Regions from separate parts of the Mus musculus genome. Here region 2 is linked to region 1. The links are chromatin loops, found by intact Hi-C in ENCODE. Cell type or tissue: heart. All regions are shown on one strand. Links, peaks and the distances in the headings refer to the core of each region. The heading gives the core; the rest is flanking DNA.

Region 1 (10,624 bases), core at 3,641-8,640:
CAAGAGCAGGCCAGGCTGGCCACCCCCAGGTTCATCCCAGGGTGCCCAGAGGCTCAGGGTTAAGCTCGGCAGTTCTGTGGGATCTGCACCAGTCACCTTGGACTGGATTCATCCCCACCCCCTGTAAACGCTGACTCGGGCACAGTAGCCGGGAAAGCTAACAATTGACAAGTGACCTGTGACACGGATCTCCCCTGCTCGAGGATAGAGCCCAGAACCTTGTCTGAGGGGCAACTCCACCCTCTTTCCTCACCCCTTCCCAAATCATCTGCTGACCTCAGAGGTCCTAGAAGGGGGCAGGGTGGGTGGGCCTCCATGCCAGAGACACCCACTGTCGCGGAGAAGGCAGGCAGGCAGGAAACTATTTATTCTGTTCCTAATCTCGTCATTTCTCTCTTCCTCCCACTTAAGTCACAATACAGGAGGCAGCTGACACGGAACCCCGCAGTGCAGCAAACCCTGTGCACCCCTGCTCCCCAAAGGAGCTCCCAGGCTTTTCCTCTTTACCTTAGAGAACCCTGAACCTACTCAGTCAAGGGGCTGCCTGGAGTTCTCCTGATGGGTGAAACATCACGAGGCACCAGACAGAGCCAGGACAAAAAAAAAAAAAAAAAAAAAAAAAAAAAAAAGCAAACGCACTGGCTATATGGGGCCATTAGACAAAAACTAGAGCTACAAACAAACTTGGGCCTAAATAAGAGAAGGATGTATATAGGCAGCTACAGCCTGGAATTTTCCAGGCAGGGGTCTCCCCAGTTCATGTGCAGTTTTGATTTTCTTTTCTTTTTCGTTTTTTTTCTTTTTCCTTTTAAAGATTTATTTATTTATTATATGTAAGTACACTGTAGCTGTCTTGAGATGCGCCAGAAGAGGGCATCAGATCTCATTACAGGTGGTTGTGATCCACCATGTGGTTGCTGGGATTTGAACTCAGGACCTTGGGAAGAGCAGTCAGTGCTCTTAACCTCTGAGCCATCTCTCCAGCCCCACCCCCCCAGTTTTGATTTTCATTGAGGTAAAAGTCCCAAGGGAACACCATCAACCGGCTGTGGAACTTGGGTAAATGACTTCTCCCCGGGCCCCAGTTTCCTGATCTGTAAGTAAGGGAGCGGTGTAGTTGACTAAGCTCTGCCAGTGTGGTCCTGTGACTTTGTGCTAGGCTGAGGTCTGTATAATGCTCAACCCGAGAGTTTTTGGTTTAGCCGGCTGGAGGTGGCTCCGGAAAAATCTGCTGCGTTGCCAGCTCCAAAATCAGGTGCTGTGACCAGAGGGTTGTCCTACTTTGCATTTGTGTAAACGTTGCGAGAACAGGAGACCCGACAAAGCACCAGAGCTCAACACCCCCACATCCCCACTCAAAGTGATGGAGAAACACTGCTGGCACAAGTCAGCTCTCTGCTCTCTTTCCGGAAACACAGCCACCAAAATCTTGCCAGGTCTTTGGGACTTGTTGCAGAGAACAACCACACGGGGGTGCTATGGGTCCTTAGCCGCCTGCAGCCTCCCTTTGCATTGATGCCGCAATGCTGTAAGAAGGGCAGCTGTCTAGCTCTCAGGGCTTGGGAGAAGTTGCCCAAAGGCCTCTCCCTCTGAATTCTGCTTAGGATTGCTTCTTTCCAGGCGCTGCACTCCTGGGGCAGACATTCTTCGTAACCCCCAGTCCCCACCCTGGCTAGGTTAGCACATTTGGAGAAGAGCCCAGAGTTTGCAGCATTGATTTTGCTACACCATCTACCCAGGTGCATGCCCTGTTCCTAGTGGACCACTTTAAGAGCAGGGCCTGGCTTACCCAGTAGGCTCTGGAGACCCACAGACTCCCCTGGCAAGCTCATATTCAGAGCCAAAGTTTGAGAGAGAATCCAGCTTGCCTTTCAAAACAATGAGCAACCTGGAGACCTGTGTGGGGTCCGAGTCTGTTCTCTGGAGGTCTCATTTCTGCTCTTTTGCAGTGTGCTTGGGCGGGTGGCTTTCTGGAAGAGGAAGGAGGACAGACTCCTTCCATTATGACCCCCATCAGGATCCTTTTGGGAAGAGAGGAGGTCTCTGCAGTGAGCTGAAGGCAGAAAGCTCGCTGCAATGGTGTGCAGCTCAGCTTCACTCTGCAGCCTTTGGCAAAGAACTTGGGGAGTAAGCTTACAGGACCAGGGGACAGCTACTTCTCAATGGCTCACACTTGGGGAAGGCTTTGCTAGATCCAGGACAATTAGACCAGAAGAGGACCCTGTTTGGAATAACTGTTGTAAGGTCAGTTTGCCTGTCTGTCTGTCCTTCCTTCCCTCCCTCTCTCCGTCTCTCTTTGTTTTGTTTGTTTGTTTGTTTTTGAGACTGGATTTCTCTGTGCAGCCCGGGCTGTCCTAGAACCTACTGGGCAGACCAGGCTGGCCTCCAACTCAGAGATCCACCTGCCTCTACCTTCTGAGTGCTGGGATTAAAGGCCTGTGCTGCAGCTGCTGCCACCACCACCTGGCTAGGTCTATTTTTTTCTATTACAATTCTAAAAAAATTCCTCCCACCCCTTTTCCTTTGAACACCAGGTAACAGGGTAAGAGAGGATTCTGAAGATTTGACACTAGACTGGGCTTGTGAGCAGGTCTCCGGCAGAGGAGACAGTCTGCCTGTCTCAGACACTGGGGCAGGTCGCTGCTAAGGGCAAGCATGGGATCTCCTGCCCGGTGAACCTCAAGGTTTACCTTTACTGGAAATGCTTCCTATTTTAACAATGCCCAGAGCCTTCCTGTGACACCCTGCGCTGAAGATGATGAGGTCTCTTGTGCAGCAGCTTCTGGGAACAGGGAATGGTTGTTATAGCAACAGTTTACACAGCAGAGAGCCATCTGCAGGGAGTCAGAAGAAGAGGAGAGGGGCTGGGATCAGGCATGCAGAGCACTGGAAGAGGCCTGGGGGATTTCTGGCTGTGACCCCAGTAATCCTAGGTGGTGGCGAACTCTTCTGTCTCTGATACCAGGTACTGTCCTAGAGGCTTTATGGATATGAACCCTGTTTGGTTGCAGGACACGCCTGGGCCAGTCTATTTATTACCCCCGATTTCATAGCTGAGAAAACCAGAGTTCATGGCAGCTGAGACTGCTGCCCAGGATGACACAGCAGCACATGGCAAAGCCAAAATGTGAAAGCAGATGGTCTAGCCTCGTCCAATCCTGGCACCACGAGCTAGAGAGGGTGAGATATGCAGACGAGGCTCAATCACACGCCATAAAGTCCACTTTTTAAAATATATGATTCCATGGCTTCCAGCATGTCTGTACATCATCACTCATGTAATTTTATCACCCCCAGTGTATGGCCTGTACACTAAGCACACACCTGCCATCCTCTCCTTCCTCTAACTCTGGCAAATGCTAGTCTGCCTTCTGACTCTGTAGGTCCACCTACTCAGGATCCTTCACACAAACAGAATCACACACCTTTGTGGTTTCTGTCACTCTGCACTGCCTTCCAAGTTGGTCTACGCTGTAGTATGTTTCACCCCTCTGTTCCTTTTCATGGCTGAATAATATTCTACGGTGTGGATAATATTTGCTTATCTAGCCATCATTTGATGGACATTGGCTTCATCTTTATTTTTTGCCCAGTATGAATAATGCTGCCATGAAAGTCACATATGTGTTGACGTCTGCTTCTCTTTCTCTTGAGTGTATGCTTAGGCGTATACGTGTTATATTCCTAATGTGCTTAGGATCATGTGGTAGTTGTGTGTTTAACACTTTGAGGAACGGCTACACTGTCATCTAAGGTGTCTGTATGCTGTCTCTTTCTGGCTTCTGCCCAGCCTCAGCAACACTTGCTACTGTCTATCACACCTTGGCCAGCCCAGTGTGCCAGGCTATCTCACCATAGATCCAATATGTGTTTTTTGTTTTGTTTTGTTTTTTTCTGATTTAAGAATGTTGAACACCTTTTATATTTGAGCTAGCTAAGGTGTAATTCCCTCAACGGCATTAGCCACACTTTCAAGTTCTCGACAGTGACCTTGCCACGTTGGCTACATAACCATTGCAGCCTAGCCACAAAGCATTCCTGGAAGTGCTAGGCACTGTGTGACATGTCAGAGTCCGTTGGAATGAGGCTGTGTAATGCCACCAGCTCTTTCTCCAGAAGTCTCACACACCCCCTGCCCTGAGCCTCCCTTCATTCCTCCAGAATCAGCCCCCTGGGTGGGATTACATCGTGTGTCCCAGCTTTTGCACACAATCCAGTCCATTATACGGGTGCGCCCATCTTCAGGTTCTCAGGGTTCTCACACTGGGAGCCAAAGTGGGTCAGACATAAACTTGCCAAGAGCATGACTAGATCTAGTGGCAATCAGGAGCAGAAGCTAAAACCTAGCTAAATATGTGGCTGCCTTTCATGTAGCTCCACCCCCAGGACGGGGCCTTTCTCCCTCAGACCTGTTCCTATAAGATGCCACCCTTCCTCCCAGAACCTGTCAGTGGCAATGACTCTGTCAAGATGGCAAAGCTGTGGCCCTCAGACCAGGCCTGACAATGGAGGGTGTAGGACTGATTTTAAAGATTCTGAGGGAGAAAGCTGAGGGTAAAATTTGGGCTTTGTAGGGTTGCCCCAGAAAAAGGGGATGCCCCCAGCCATGGAAGCTATTCACCCCTCCAGCTCCCTGAACCCAATACCACCCACACAGCATCTGATGCGACCTCAGCCTTGATGCTAACTGACATTGGTGCAGGGATGCTTCCCAGAGGACTGTAGTTCCTGGGACCGCCTTCTGTGTTGCAGATCCTCAGCCACCATCACTGGGGGGAGGACTTTTGGATTCAGCCATCTGTCACCACCTCCAGGGTGACCCTCAATGCCTTAGATAAAGGCTTAGGAGCGCCCACCTACCCCCTCCCAGGGCTTAGGCACAAGGCAGAGTTACCAAGCTGGTGGCTTTAAGAAAGACTTTCAATTGTGAGACACAGAACCCCACAGTAAGGAAGAATAAGGCTTGCGGGGACAGTAAAGGACAGAAAGGGACATTTCCTGAGCGTGTTCTACGTGCAGCAGTTGGCCCTAAACATGGACAGACATTCTGTCCTTGGAAGACATCAATCCTGAGAGGATAATAGTGACCCCCCATTTACAGGTGTTTGGTTCTAAGAGGCAGTTAACTCTCTCAGGTCACACAGTTTAAGCAAATAGCACAGTAGGGATCTAGGTTCCAGTCTCTCTTGCCTCCTTCCTTAATAAACTACCAGTGCCAACAAAGACAACCTGGCTGGTCACGCGAGGCTCTTCCTGACCGGCGTGTTGGAGTCAGAGCTTCACAGACCACAGGATAAGGCCTGTCCTCCACTCTGGGATGGATGAGATAAATCATTGCCAGGAGACAGGGGAGTCATGGGCCATTGGCCAGGCCAAGAATTTTCTACCTCCACGATGTGGGGCCGCCTGCCAGTCTTGCAGGCCTTATTGGCAGCCACTGCTCCTGTCCAACACTTCCTCGAGGGAGTCCTTTCTCCCCAGCTGGGCTCTGTCCCAGCTCAGCAACCTGCAAAGCTTCTGGCCTTGGGAGGAACTTCCTAGAACGCCTGGCAGGCGGGGCTGTACGGCCTGCTTGCCAAGCCAAGGCCAGTCATGACTGCCTGCACAGAACATTCAGAATTCTCTTTGTCCGACTCCCGAGGCAGCCTGGGAACCTGGGCGACAGAGCAGCCTGGTACAGCAAAAGCAGCCGTGCCTTCGCCTGCTGCTCCCTCACTGGGAATCCCTCAGGTGGGACGAGTGGAGAGGGCACTAAGGCTTCCCTGCCCACTCCTGCCCTCACTAGTTGCTCTCTGCCCTGAGGAACCTGGGTCCCCCTACAGCTATACGGACAGCATCTTCAACATGAACTCCAGTCTGGGAGCAGGAGCTCTGTGTCCACGTTATGAGATCTTCTGGGGCCTGTGAGCAAGTTGATTAGTCTCTCTGGGCCTCAGTTTCTCCTGGGAAAGATTGTTGAGAGTGGGGGAGGGGAGCTCAGAGGGGAGAGGACGAGAAGGACATGTGAGCTGGGTATCTGCAGAACCAGCGGGCCAGGAGTTGCTGCCGGCCTCCAAGGACAGATGGGGCCTCATGGGGAACTGCATCAGAGTGGGGCTTGGGCAAGATCAGGAAGAAACAATGGGGGGATGTCCACGTTTTCCAGCAGCCCAGGCCCAGCCCCCCCAGAGCCTGCACCCAGCTCAGCAGCCATGTACCTACTGAAGCGGCTGACTATGCACCTTAGGCAGAGTAGCTGCCCGGATGTGTCCAGGCTGTGGAAAAGTCTAACCTAGGTTCTTGCTGCAAAAGTCCTCTCAGGAGACACAAGTACACGGGGGAAGGTCACACTCTGTGGGCAGAATATCACTTGGAATATCCAGGCACCCACACAGGGCAGAGCACACTGACAACTCTATGCCCAGGGCCCTGGAGAGTTAGAGCCAGGAGTGCCTATCCACAGCACAGAAAGAGGGAAACCTTGCCCCAGAGGGACTAACAGAAGCCACCGGATGTCATTTGTTGTGTATCTCTACCCTTTGAACTCATCCAGGTTGCCCAAGAGCCCTTGAACATGGCCGGCTGTCCCTTGAGATTAGATTAAAGATGAGAGAAGGCAGCTCTTAAAGAAAGTGATCAGGAAGAAAACGGAGGTATGTGTGTATGTATGTGTGTCTGTGCAAACACATGTGTATGTATGTGTACATGTAAGTGTATTTCTGTATGTGTCTGTGTATGTCTCTCTCTGTGTAGGAATCAGGGTGTGTGTGTGTCTGCATGCACACATGTGTATATGTACATATATGTATTTCTCTGTGTGTGTGTGTTTATGTCTCTCTCTATGTATGTGTAGAAGTCAAGGTGTGTGTAAGTATGTGTCCGTGTGTGTGCATGTGCATGCGCATGCCTCTATGTGTGTGTGTGTTTATCTGAGTAGGTCCCAGGGCCTGACCGACCTCAATTCTTGGAAATACAGCAACCCTTTGGCAGAACTTATGCCGTCTGTCTCTCTACCTTTGGGGGCAACCAACACCTATTTGGTGCCTACTGTGTGCCGAGTATTTCACACTCTTCAAGCCTCTAAAGCTCCCACAATATTCTGTGAAACATGTTCTGTGGCAGGGAGTTTATCCTGCCACAGAGAGCCTGATTAGCAGTTGGTATTTCCTTTCAGCTGTGAGGTGCAGGGCTGGGATTTGAACCTAAATTCACCATCTCCAACCCCAGGGCTCACCGGATTTCTGTGAAGTCTGTACTACACCCATCTGTTGTTTTCAATGAATAAGAAACACAACAGAGCCCAGAGCCCAGAGCCTGACTAGTCTCAGCTCTCCTGACTCACTTCTACATGCCACCTCTAACTGTGTTATACCAGCTTCCCAGCCCCCTACCCCGTCTGCCTCTGCAGCCAGAGCAGGGAGTCATGGCCACATTCTCCCTGAAAATGATCTTCAGCCCATCTCTGGCCAGAAGCCCCAGCAGCTGGTGACCTCTGAACCCCCTCCCTAGGGTCATCTATGTTTAATGAGCAGGATGCAAAGGGACTATAGAAGAGCGAGGAATCAGCTGCCTGGGCCTGGTTGAATTTCCCTCCTCCAAAGAACAAGGGAGGTCCCTGGTCCTGATGTCTGCTAGGCTTTGCTCTCACTTCTGCTCCGCTCCGACTGGGGCAGCTCAGGGCAATGACTGCAGAGCTGCTCATCCCTTCCAGTTCCTTGTGTTCCATTCTTAGACCAGGCACCTGTAGGTGGTTGCCATGGGAACAGCTGGCTCAGGTTTCACTCCTGGGGACCACTGAGCCTAGCCTGTGTGTGCTCCTTCTCCCTCTGGGAAGACAAATTGGAGAATACACTTAGGAGTAAGATATTCATGCAGAAGCGCTAAGCCCAGGCTAGAGGCTGGGGGATGACTTGGGTGGCTTCAAACACTTCAGCCACCTAACACCTAAGGAGTCTCAGAGCGGGTCCATCCACTGAATCTGAGGTCTTTGTATTTTGACACTTCAGCGTCCCAGATGACCCTAGGGTCCTTGGTCTAGAGTCTGAGGCTCTCTGCTATAATTTTTTGACGTGGTATTCTTACCACCCTCACACCCACTCTATCCTTTCACCCATCCAGCCAGTCTGGCTCCTCACTGCACCCTTGCCCGCCTGTGCTTCCCCCTGCTCTATTGGAAGGCTCTTCCCTGCTTAAGCGAATGCCTGGTTCAGGTCACATCTCTTCCCAGAAATTTTCCTGACCCACATCAGATACAACTTCTTCTTGTTCTAGAGCTTTCTATCACCGAGTCATTGATCACGGAACACATGTTGTACCAGACACAGTGATACAGCCCTCAGTCCCTGCACTTGGGGGGTGAGGCAGGCAGATCTCTGAATTTGAAGCCAGCCTGGTCTACCTAGTAAGTTCTAGGACAGTCAGGGCTACATACACAGTGAGAGCCTTTCTTGAGGAACAAACAAACAAACAGAAGAGCGCATGTCACCTCTGGTTTTGCCTACTGTGACACTACCCCCCACCTAACCCCCCCACCTCTATCCAATGCCAGCATCAGTGGTGATCAAGCAGCAGGTGCCCAGGAAACAAAGCTTGAATGGCCCCTGGAGAATGCAGATTGTCCCTCATCTGGCCCTCCCCCTTGCTATATAACACCATTCCTCTCTCAGAGACTCCATAGCAAACTCGACCACAGCCTGTGTATCCTTTCTGACCCATGCCTCTTTACACAGCTGCTGGCTTTGAGGGCAGAAGCCATATGCCATCCATCACTGAATGCCTGTACCTGACATGGTACTTAGGCTACAGCTGATGTCTTAGTCAGGGTTTCTATTGCTGTGAAGAGACACCATGACCGTGGCAACTCTTATAAAAGAAAATATTTAACTGAGGCTGGCTGACAGTTCAGAGGTTTAGTCTATTATCATGGTGTGACCCATGGTGGCATGCAGGCAGACATAGTGCTGGAGAGGTAGCTGAGAGTTCTACATCTGGATCAGCAGGTAGCAGGAAGAAAGAGTGACACTGGGCCTGGCTTGAGCATCTGAAACCTCAAAGCCCACACCCCCTGTGACATATTTCCTCCAACAAGGCCACATCTACTCCATATGGGCCTATGGGTCATTCAAACCACCACAGTCGATCTTCCCTGCAGACTTGCTAAATGAACACATCCCCAGGCCTCTGGTCAGACCCTTTCTTACCTTCCTGACCCAGGGCAGAAAAACAGAGGAATTAAGGGGACATGGGAGGGAAAGTGAGCCCTTGCCTTGGGTCTGCTAGCAGCATCTTGCTAGCTGAGTAGCAAGTATTCCTGCACAGCTAACAAAATCTGCTGTGAAAACTGCCTACCTACAGACGACATAGAGCTATGTCAAATGGGGATGTTAAAGTAGCAAAGAGAGCCATGGGTAAGCCATGAGCTCGCATAAACTTCAGCTAATCCTTCTCTAGCTACCAACCTGGACATTTCACAAACAAGACTACTAGAGTTGTTTCGAGACAGGGTTTCTCTGTGTTGTCCTGGCTGCCCTCTGTAGACCAGGCTAGCCCCGAATCACAGAGATCTGCCTGCCTTTGCCTATCGAGTCAAAGGCGTGCACCACCATCAGCTGGCTTACTCGAGGTTTTTACAGTAAAAAATAAATAAATAAAAAATATGCATCTTTCCTCCCTCATGCAATCCTCATGACTCAGCACAAATTCTGACCAGTGCACCTCAGAATCCACCCTTTGATCTATTTACTAAAAACAAACTCAAAATTCCTTCAAGTCCCTTAGGAAAACACTATCTTCAGAAGCCACCCAAATTGTACGTGTGGTGATTGTTAAGACACAGGTTGCAACTGTCTCTGGAGGCGCTCACACCCACGCCTGGGTATGTCCTCTTTTCACTAAAGAGTTTCTCCTCCTGGCAGTGTTCATGCTGAAGCCATGCTGAATGCTCTTAATGAACTCCAGCTCCACTTTACACCCATTCATCCTGAACTCCTTTTCTGCTGAGCAGCATTGCTTCAGCCGAGTGGAGGCTCTGAGAAGAACCCTTCTTTCTGGCTGTGTGGGTTTTAGCAGGAAGCTGTCTCTGATCCCTGACTCTCCCCACTCCCCTTCCTGCTGGGCTCTTCCTGCTCACCGATTAACAAATGAGCAAGGACAACACCTCACAGACAGACAGACAGACAGACAGACAGACAGACAGACACACACACACACACACACACACACACACACACACACACACACACTGTCACCTCTCTCTCCTGAACTGCCACCATTCCGCCCCGTCTTTCCAGCTCATTTCCTTTCCAAGGCCAGCTTCTGGACCTCCAGCCCTTGCCCTTTCTTTCCAAATGCAGCAGCCTGACTCCAGCTGTGACAGGCTTTATTCCCCACAGGTGGAGATCATCTTGTCCTTGATTCTCTTTCTGAGGGGGCCCAACCCAGTACTCTGTCTTAGATCCTTCCTGCAGGTAGACTCTATGGCTCTGCCCCATCGTCCCAGCGAACACCTGACTTTTATTGTCTCTGTCTTAAATGTACACACACACACACACACACACACACACACTCATGCATGTGTGCACACATACCACAAAAACGTATACATACACCACACACACACACTACACACATACAACACACCACACAC
Region 2 (10,624 bases), core at 2,240-7,239, 82 kb after region 1:
CTTGAGTGTGCTTCATAACCACCTGGCCTGGTATTCATCTTCCACACATAGATGGCGGGTTCCTCCACAGCCATTCACGCAGGTGGGTAAGGAGATGAAAGAGCAAGGGAAGCATTCAGGAGAGGCCTAGGGTGAGGGCCCCAGAGAGGAGGGGTGGGGGAGCCTGAGCTGGGTAGAGTTAGTTTTCCCAAGGACTCACAGAGTGTGGGATTGGGTGCTGAGGGTGCCTGTGTTCTAACTGCCTTCACAGTTAAGTTTTCTATTGTAGTTAAGTTTTTTATTGTATTTATAATGTGGTGTGTGTGTGTGTGTATGTATGTGTGTGCGCACATGCATGCGCGTGCTCATACATGAGCATCCATCCCATGGTACATATACAGAGACTGGAAGACAACTTTTAGGAGTCAGTTCTTTCTTTCCACTATGGGTTCTAGGGGTTGACTCAGTTGGTCAGGCTTGCGTGGTATGTTCTTTTTACTGGCTAAGCAGTCCTACCTGCCCATACTTCAGCTTTACCTGTCCTAAATACTGGCTCTTCATCTGTCCTTCACCTAATCCATTTTGGCTGTCATAAAAGTCTACAGCCTGGGTAGTTTTGTGACCAACATGTACAGATCTTTCTGGAAGACTGGAAGCTCAAGGTTCAGGCAATAGAAGGTTCGCTGTCTGCTAAGGGGTCACTTCCTGGTTCAGAGGACCCTTGCTGTGTCCTCACACACTGGGAAGTTGAGGGTCTCTTCCCCATGGCCTAGTCATTCTCCCAAAGGGCTCAGCTCTCAATCACCGTGCTGAGGTAAGGATTCAGTGCATGAAGGCCAGAGTTAGAGCATTCGCTTTCCACACTGGATTTTATTAAACAGTATATTCCCCTGGGCTGGGCCTCGGTGGGCACTGCTGCTGCTTAAATCAGTCTTCTCTGACCACAAGCTGAGAGCATGGGAAGGAAAGAAGCAAGCAGGCTTAATGGCCAGCCTCTGCGGAGTCGCTGGGAGAGATGAACGTCCCAGGAGTCAGATCTCAGATGCAGCATCTGCCTAGCGCTGGAGGGTGGCTGCCCAGGGTGAACTTGATCTTAAGCACTTCAGCTTAGGAGAGTTCATCCTAGATAAGGGACTGATTGACAGCTAAGCATCTAAGCCTCCTTAGTTTCCCACTTCTCTCCGTCCATTCTCTCTCCTTCCTCCACATTTTCTTTGTAATGTTTTTGTTGTTGTTTTGCTTTTTTGCCTTTTTATTTTGTTTTGTTTTTGGAGTTCTCAGGGTTCCCCTGTGTAGCGCTGGCTGGCTGGAACTCTGTAGACCAGGCTGGCCTGGAATTTCCAAAAATCCACCTTACCTCTACTTGCCATGTGCTGGGATAAGTGCGCATCACCACCATCCAGCTGTAAAGTTTTTATCTTAAAGCATTATTATTTTGGATTTGCATATACTAATTGTACATATTTTGGGTTCCATAAGGACAGTATGGAGTATATACTGTATTCCGGCCATGTATTCCAGCATATCCTCTTTTCTTCCCTGCCCCTCCTACTTCCTCCTAGTCTCTTTGCTTCTCCCAGACAGGTTTGCTTTCATTTTCAAGTCACATATGTATCTATACATGTATAGATCCTATAGGTCTATATATAGTCCTAGACTCTCAGATGTGATACTGGTCTTTTTGAGCTTGGTTTAATTTGCTCAATGTGACAATCTCCAATTGTATCCATTTTCCTGAAAAGTGACACAATTTTATTCTATGGCTGAATAAAATTCCATTGTGAATATAAACCGTCTTCTTCTTATCCACTCCTCTGTTGATGTGCACCTGGGTTGCTTTGTAATTTCTATTGTAAATAATACAACAGTAAACCATGGCACGTGGGGTCTCTGCACTTGGAGCGGTGTAGCTGGATCATGGAATACAGTTTTTACATTGTTGCTGCTGCTTTGTTTTAAAGAATCTCAATACCGATTTCTGTACTGGTTATAATGGCTTAACAGTGTGTACGTGCTCCCTGTTCCCTGAATTCTCACCAGCACTTGCTATTATTTATTTTCTTAGGAAAAGGAGCAGCACTCCCATCTGCCCTCTGCCCGGTTTCCCTTAATGTTCAAGCTTCACACAACCACACGTCATTGTCAAAACCTGGAGACTAACACCGGCATATTACTATTGACTAAACTGCAAGCTCTCTTTGGAGTTCACCAGTTTTGTTTTGTTTTCCTTCAATGGTCCCTTCTTTTCCTGTTGCATTTGGCTCACCTCCACCTTCTAAAACCCACAATGCCCTTTGAAGACTGGATCCTGAACCAGTGAGATGGCTCAGTGGGTAAAGGCATTTGTCAACCATTTGAGTTGCATTCCCAGGGCTCACACAGTGGATGGAGAGAAGCAATCCCTGCACAATGTCATTCTGACCCCCACAGACATGCCACGGTGCATGTGCGCCCACATGCAAAATAAAATGTTAATTCAAAAATAAAAAGACAGGCCGGGCAGTGATGGCGCACGCCATTAATCCCAGCACTCGGGAGGCAGAGTCAGGCAGATTTCTGAGTTCGAGGCCAGCCTGGTCTACAGAGTGAGTTCCAGGACAGCCAGGACTACACAGAGAAACTCTGTCTCAAAAAACTCCAATAAAAATAAAAATAAGGGGTTGGGGATTTAGCTCAGTGGTAGAGCAGTTGTCTAGCAAGCGCAAGGCCCTGGGTTCGGTCCTCAGCTCTGGAAAAACAAACAAACAAACAAACAAACAAACAAATAAAATAAAGACTGTAGTCCACCTTGCCATGTTTCAGAGAAAAGGCAGAAGACATTTGTTTTACTGTCCATTCTAGGTTTGGAACCCAAGGAAGGAGAAATTAAGTCTCAGAGAAGGTGAGCCCTGCAGGAGATTCACTGGCTGCCTCCACCTGGAGACTCTTTCTATGGAAACCTTCCTCTACCCCAGCCTGGGTGCCTTCCTGTCCAAGGGTCATTCCAAGTGCAAAGGCTTTGAGAGAGAACTGCCCCAGAACCCTAATAAATAAGGGGAACCCAGAAGAGCTGACTGCTTAGGACCCTTCCCCTAAGGGCTGCTCATCTGCTCTGAGCTGCTCCTTTGGATCGAAGCCCAGAACATGGCCTGTAACTTTAAGACTCAGCCCCTGTTTTGAGCACACAGCAAGCACCTCATAACAAACAGCTGGAAAGAGAAGTTGAGACACTGCATCTCAGCAGAATTGTTTCCAAATAAAGTGTTGTTTCTCTCCCTCCTCAGACTAGCCCTGGTGATGCACCCAGCGCTTAAGCACTGCGGATCTTTTCTTGCTTATGACACAGACACTCTCCCCTCCCCGCTCCACACCCTCGGGCCCCATCCCCAGCATGGCCTCTTTTATAGCAAGGATAAGAATGGTGCTAACAGGAATCTGAGTGTTCTCAGGAAGCCTTCCTGCAGCTCCCCCCATAAAAAGACCCCTGGTAAAGGCTTATCTTTCTAGAGAGGTAAGATTCATAGAAAGATACTTCCAGAACATCAACATCAGGGGATGGGGGTGGGGATCCTGTGTCTGAGATCCCAGACCTCTGTACTAGGGTCAGGACCTCATGAAACTCTCAACACATTAGTTTTGTGCTCTGTAGTTTACGAGGGTCACAGAAAACTGAATTGTATCCAGAGCAGGAGGGCTGGCCCGGTAGAGGTTAATGGACTGGGGTGGCATATCCGCCATGAATCGAGGGATGCTGGCTAATGGGCTTTGCAGATATAAAACCTTTGTCTTCCATTTTCACTAAGATAGGGTCTTGAAGTCCCTTTCCAACCATAAAAATTAGAACCAGAGAAGAAAATGACCAGGGTGGCAGCCGGGAGATCCTGAACATGTGCCCCATGAAGCGTGTGGCATTACCTTCTCAGAGAGCTCTCTGATATGATTTCTCTTTCCTAGGAGATCCATCCTTGCCAGCGGGGCCTAGGTGAGGAGACTGGGAAAGTCAGTGACCCCCAACACCCAGATACCTGGTTTGACTCCTCCTTATGTTAAGTGGGACCAATCCAGTCCAGGCCCCAGGAAAAGCTCCAGAAATGTTTGTGTTGTTTTCCGTTTCTTGAGACAGGCTCTCAGTATGTCCTCCAGGATGGCCTTTAACTTGGGGTCCCCTGGGATTACAAGCATGTACACCACGCAGGGCTGGAAGTGGTTTCTGAGTGAAGGGCAGAGCCCCCTAATCCTAATACCTCCCTGATATTAGCCACCTGTCCAAGGCAAGGGCAAGGATAGGATGACCCTTGTAGAACCCATTCAGCTCCAAGACTAACCATAGAAGGAAGAGCAGCCTCCTCTCTCCATCCCCCAGTCCCTGGACTGAAGACTCTGCTGCCTGGGTACCACTAGGATTTCCCATCCAAAAAAAAAAAAAAAAGATTTCCCATCTGAGAAGATCTCCCTGACCTTCTCTGAGGAGAAGAGAGGCCCTGAGCTCCGTCTCCATGCCACGTACACAACAATGCTCTTCACTCCTGATCTATCCTGGACATCTCTAGCAATGATGCCTTCTTGAGGAAGTTAGTCTGCTGCCAAGTACTGTGTCTGGATCAGACTAGACAATCAATATGCTGGTCTGCTTCTTGGTCCCTGAAGCTGGGCTCCTCTCCTCTGTCCCTTACAGAGGCAGGATGGTCAACCCCCCCCCCCCACTCTTGTTCTCTGCGGGCCCCGGAATGAAGGCTCCTGGGAAGGATTGGCCTCACTTCATCTCACTGAGCTGCTAGCTCACCAGTCTAAATGAAGAACATGAGCAACAGCTGTTAAGGAAGCTGACCTGGACTTCTGGGCTAAACAGGAAGTAGGGTGGAGGGCAGGGGCGGAGCTTCCTGAGGAGTAGGAAGGAGGAAATCTGGCCCACGTGCTCCCTGTGTTATCGTAGCTTGGCACTCAGCCCAGCAGAGCAGAGGCTGCAGCCTGCAGGAAGGTGTCTGTAGATCCAGTCTTCAAACATTAGCTGGAAGCCCTCCGGGGCATGTTAGGATGTTATCTGATCATCTGTGGTTTGCACTACGAGCGCTGCTCACTCAGAAAGTCTCAACTCCAATCAACACAGAGCCCCCAGAAAGATGGTAAGATTGGAAGTGGGAGATATGCGGTAAAGACAGGTATGTGTGAATCCCAGGAAACGCTGGGTGCTTTGAGAAGGTAGAGGCTGGGAAGCAAGAGGAGGCTGCAGAAAACCCAGAACACTCTAAACTGCTGTCCTAGGGTTTCTATTGCTGTGAAGAGACACCACGGCCACCACAACTGTTATAAGAGGAAACATTTATCTGGGGCTGGCTTACAGTCCAGAGGTTTAGTCCATTATCATCATGGTGGGAAGCATGGTGGCATACAGGCTGACATGCATGCAAAAATTACAGGAATTCTACATTTGGATCCTCAGGCATCAGGAGAGACAATGACACACTGGCCAGGCTAGAGCATCAGAGACCCCAGAGCCCATTCCCAGTGACACACTTTCTCTGACAAGGCCATACCCACTCCAGCAAGGCCACACCTCCCAATAGTGCCACTCCCTATGAGCCTATGGAGCCATTTTCATGCAAACTACCCCACTTGCCCATAGGCGTGCTTCATAGTTGTTGGCTCTGATTACAAGGTCACTTCTGCAGCCCTTGGGCTAAACCAGAGTTCCTTCTGTGTGTTGTTAAAACTCATCCTACCTGTTCAGTCTCTTCCCACAGGGCTGTAAGTTCAATGGGGGCATTCTAGAAGCCCATCACTACCTCCCACAACCCTGTTGTGTGGTCAATAAATACGGTTAAATAGATAACTACACAAAGTACTTTGGGAATGACCAAAAAGGGAAGCTTGGGGCTGACGAGATGGCTCTGCAGTTAAGGGCACTGACTGCTCTTCCAGAGGTCCTGAGTTCAATTCCCAGCAACCACACAGTGGCTCACAACCATCTGTAATGGGATCTGACCCTCTCTTCTGGTGTGTCTGAAAGCAGTATACTCACATATATAAAATAAATAAATCTTTTTTTAAAAAAAGGAGGGAGAGTCTGTAGGAAGTATATGTGTGTGTATGTGAGAGAGAGAGAGAGAGAGAGAAAAAAAAGAATGACAGTGTTAGTCCTTGAGTGATCTAGAAAACAAAACAAAACAGGAATTCTTTGGCAGTCTAACCCATGAGGGTACCTCTCAGGCCCAGGTGGTAACGATATGAGGTTGTTCATATTCCCTTGGTGTGTCCGAAGCCCTGGCTAACTTAGGGCTAGCATCAGCGTCAGTGTTGGATTACCCCCAAGGAGAGAAGAATATCTGCCGTCAGGAAGCATCCAGGTTGGAGGACACATGAAGGTGCTTCTGGGGCTTTCCAGCCTTACGGGAGAGATGAGGTCCACAAGGCAGACAGACGCTTGAGAGAAATGCAGTGACAAGAGACAAGAGTATATGTGACATTCACTGTGTACCAGCCACTGCCCCTAGCCTTTCATATGTATCAGCTAATTTCACTTCAGAAAACCCTGTGATGTGGAAAATGTTACTGTTTCCATTTTACAAGTAAGAGAAAGGAGACTGACTCTGGTCGAGGCACTCATCTTAATCCCACTAAGACACAGATTAGATTGGCCAATATTTAAGTCCAAGCTGCAGGCCTCAGAGCCTTCTTGGCTTCCCATGACATCTCTGACTAAAACGACATAGACAACTTCTGGGGAGCTAGTCACGAAGTGAGATAACCACAGTTAATGAGCGTACCAGAAGAGGGGCATGCTGGGAAGGACTGAAGCAAGAGGTAAAGAATATCCTGGTTACAGAAGACGCACATGTCATAGCAGAAACAGCACAAGAATACTGCTTTCAAGTTATCCCAAAGCAGTGGGAAGGGACTTCCTCTTTTTCTCTGGGCTGTAAGACAGTGGTCATGCTGGAGAGCCAGACTCTGATCCTGACCTTTCACTGTGCATAGCTGTTCCAGCCTGTCCTTCCCCAGTTCAAAGCCTGCCCCTAGATTAACTAAAAGCCAGGTGTCTTAGGGTTTTATTGCTGGGAAGAGACACCATGACCATGGCAACTCTTATAATGGAAAACATTTAATTAGGGCTGGCTTACAGTTTCAGAGGTTTAGTCCATTATCATCATGGCAGGAAGCACAGCACCATGCAGGCAGACATGATACTGGAGAAGGAACTGAGAGTTCTGCATCCTGATCAGGAGGTAGCAGGAAAAGATTGACTCACTGAGCTGGACTTGAACATCTGAAACCTCAAAGCCTGCCTCCTAGTGACACACTTCCCCCAACAAAGCCACACCCACTCCAACAAGGCCACACCTCCTCATAGTGCCTCTCCCTGAGCCAAGCATTCAAACACTTGAGTCTACGGGAGCCATTCCTGTTCATACCACCATGCCTGCTACGTCTGAAAAGAAAGAATCTGTAGGTAAAGGTGATGCCTTGGCATCTGGGGTGGGGAGGAGGCTTCGAGGAGTCACTTGAGGAAAAAGTGTCAGTTGAGCCAGAGAAGGGAAGCTCACCAAAGACAGCATTTCTGAATGTCAGCCAAATAGAAAGGGCTCACTGACTGGAGGAAGAGAAGCAGAACTGTGCTTGATTCTAACGGCTGTGTATCTGAATAAGGTGCCTTTGTGGTTCTCATACGTCCTTGAGCCTAGCACAGCACAGGAGCTCACAGAAGCACCTGAGAAAATAGAGCTCAAATGAGCAAGTTTTGGAGCAGAGACAGACACTCAAGCTGAGCCTTAGACTGCAGAGACGAGGGCTCTCCCAATGTGACTGTCTGAGGACCAAGTCACCCTGGCTTGGACACACCAGTACTCGGACACATAGTGAGTCACCATGTGAGTACTAGAGGTGCAAGCAATGTTCCATATTGCCACGTTTTGCCTTCGGGGATGTGCTAGCACGCCTTGTCTTGGACCAGTGCTTAGCTTTGTTACTTTTCTCATGCCTTTCCCCATGGAGAAGATTCAGATATTCTCTTCTCAGTGTTTCCTTTTCCAGAACCAACTGGCTGGTCCCTCCAACATACCTCCCTGAAACACAGTGGAGGCAGCAAGAGGAAAACAGCAACCCTGGGAGAGACATTGCCTTCCTACCCACTTCAGGCCGCAGGTCCTTGCTGGTTTCAGCAGGTTTCCGTGCTGGACAGCTCCCATACCTCCTAGTTCCAACCTGGAAACCTGTGGCTGCCTTCCTCCCTCCTTAACCATTTCCTGCTGTTCTGCTCCTTCCTTTACAAGACTGGGTGGGAGGCGTGGGGGGAGGGTCCAACTGCCTTTCCTGCAGACCATCACTCTCCTTACTTTCCCCGTTACCCTCGTGCCAGAGGATCGACTTTTGATACACCCTCAGGAGATAACACCTACCTCCCTGTTTCCTCCTCTCCCTTCTACTAGAGTCAGGCAACCTAGATGGACCTTGTCTCTGCCATTACCTGATAATGGGCTGGAAGGCTTGCATCACGATGACTGCACAGTTGGCCTTGCTACAGAACCACCGGAATTACCCGGCCTCTGCCAGTAGCCATTCACTGGTCTCAGGGTACCCTAAAAGAAATCCCTGTCAGCACAGACCAATGGGTGGCTCTGAGGCACCCTTCCTGCAGCTTCCTGCAGTCCCTGAGCAGGAGCTTTCTGCTGTATCTTTCTAGCAGCCACCTCTTCCTCTCTCTTTTTCTACAGTCATTCTGAAACTCCAAGCCTGCGTGGGCCAGAAGCCTATGATACGGACAAGGCAGGCAGAAGTGAGCCTCTGCAAGCTTGAGACACTGCCGTGGCCGTGGTGTGGGGCTGAGCACAGCCTGGACCCAAAATGGCTCTTTGAGGCACACATGTGGTGGAGAAACAATTCCTTCCCATAGTCAGACTTCTTAGCTCTTTGCTCTTGTCAGGCTGTTCTCTGTATAGCAGCGTACCAAAGATCTCTCCCCTCTTCCCATCTGTACTGATGTGTTTCCCCCATCCCTGAACCCCCAGGACCTGAAGTCAGACTCTCAACACCTGCTCTTAATTCATCAGCATCCTGGCGAGCCTCCCATGGCCCCAGCCCATCATCATCATCATCTCTGCAGCTGCAGCCGGACAGAAGCAGCAGGGATAGTTTTGGGAGGAGGTGTAGCTCGGGGTTGAGGGAGGAGCCGGCACTAAGACCACTGGGGAGCCTCAATCTTGAGGGGTGCAAAATGTGTACTTAAGCATATGTTAAACAGCTCTCTCCTCATTCTATCAGTAGAGTTAATAGCAAGGAGATGCACCAGTGACCACAAATCTGGTGCAGGTCCAGGGCATAGAAGCTGGGAGAACTGAGCAAAAGAATAGAAAAACAACCAGGTCCCCGACATTTGGATAAACTCTGGGTTCTGGATCTGGTGCCTCTGACTCATCTGTCGTCTAGCCGCTGCCCCAGGGCCTAACTAATTGGAGGAAAGTTAAATAGAGCCAAAGAAAACAAGGGAGATATTACAGAGCCCCAGGTTTCTGGGCTTACAGGGGAGAGAGAGCAGATGTCTTAATTTATGAGCCTGCATTAGTCTACCCCAGGGGAGAGGAAGACGCAGGCCTGGAGTGGGTTGGAGTCTGAGGGCTAAAGTGTCCCCTCTCTTACTGAAGGGCCGTGAGACTGACGGATGGATGGGCCTACAGCTGGAGTCAGGTTGGGCCTGGGGAGGGCATTCATCATGGAGAGCCTCATAAAGCCAAAGGACAGGGGGCTGCGACTGAAGGCTGCTTTTCCCACCAGAGTCTTGGTTACGACCCAAGGTCCAGGGACATTGATGGCAAGGTTAGGGGGCATCTTTGATGATAAGGACAACCTCCCTTGAGGCGCCTAGAGATCAGGGAGAGAGAGAGAAAAGATGTAACTGAGAATGACAGCGTCTGAGTCACAGGAGAGGGACACTAAATGTATTCCAATCGTCCCTCGTCTGACAGTGGAGCCTGAACCAGAGGGACAAGGGCTGACTCCTCATCCAGGTGGCCCTTCAGCAATGTGTCCCCATTTTGCTGACTGAGCCATGAGACCTGTGTTTTCCTCAGCTTCCCTGCAAGATACATCTGGTTATCTCTTCCTCCATCTTCTACCCTCCATCCTCCATCTCCATCCTCCATCTCCATCCTCCATCTCCATCCTCCTCCATCCTCTTCCATCCTCCTTTCTAATCGCTCTTAGCTATCTGACTTTGAGCACAGCCTCCCAGGTCTTTCATTCACAGCTGATACGCTCGCTAACCACTCCTCTTTCCACTGTCTCATAGGAGGAGCAGGAGACATGCTGGTGTTGGCTGTGGGGCACTAGGGAAATGATTCTCACCCACTACCAAGAGGAACAGTAAAGCTGAGAGCTGTCCAGAACTTGCTCTTTGGTCTTTTGTCCCACCACTTCCCAGTCGGCCCTGCACTTTTTCAGAGTGGGGCCCACAGGCTTTTCCCTCAAACTTGGTTGAGGCTCACATCTGCCGTAGCTGCCCCTTAGATTGGCCAACAGTAAATGAGAGGATGGCAGTGAGACGGGGATTGCTCAGTAGAGCACTGGGGGCCCGCACCACAGGAGAGTTAGTGTCCCCCATTAGGTGCCTCAGGAGACCTGCCTTGTGAGAGGACAATGGGCACTGAGAGGAGAGGTAGAGGAGGCCCACACAACC

The links. Peaks named below come from ENCODE experiments on the same cell type or tissue, not always from the same donor. Only the 100,000 strongest peaks of a DNase experiment are listed, where the experiment ranks them.
Region 2: a loop joins it to region 1, with 4 times the contacts of the local background. A loop is called at or near these places in 2 of 42 quality-filtered maps.

Annotation. Positions count from the first base shown.
Region 1 is chr1:135,543,479-135,554,102 of GRCm38, forward strand. All of the region lies in intron 1 of Nav1 (neuron navigator 1), which reads right to left. Among named protein-coding and RNA genes, the nearest start is that of Nav1, 37 kb to the right of the region's middle. In heart, for the core only: a CTCF peak has its summit at 5,540; a DNase peak (open chromatin) is centred at 5,503; H3K4me3 peaks cover 391 bases; H3K27ac peaks cover 1,772 bases.
Region 2 is chr1:135,626,854-135,637,477 of GRCm38, forward strand. It overlaps a transcript of Nav1 not described here. Among named protein-coding and RNA genes, the nearest start is that of Gm4793, 34 kb to the left of the region's middle. In heart, for the core only: no CTCF peak of the experiment used is centred there; DNase peaks (open chromatin) are centred at 3,178, 4,100, 4,858 and 6,812; H3K27ac peaks cover 874 bases.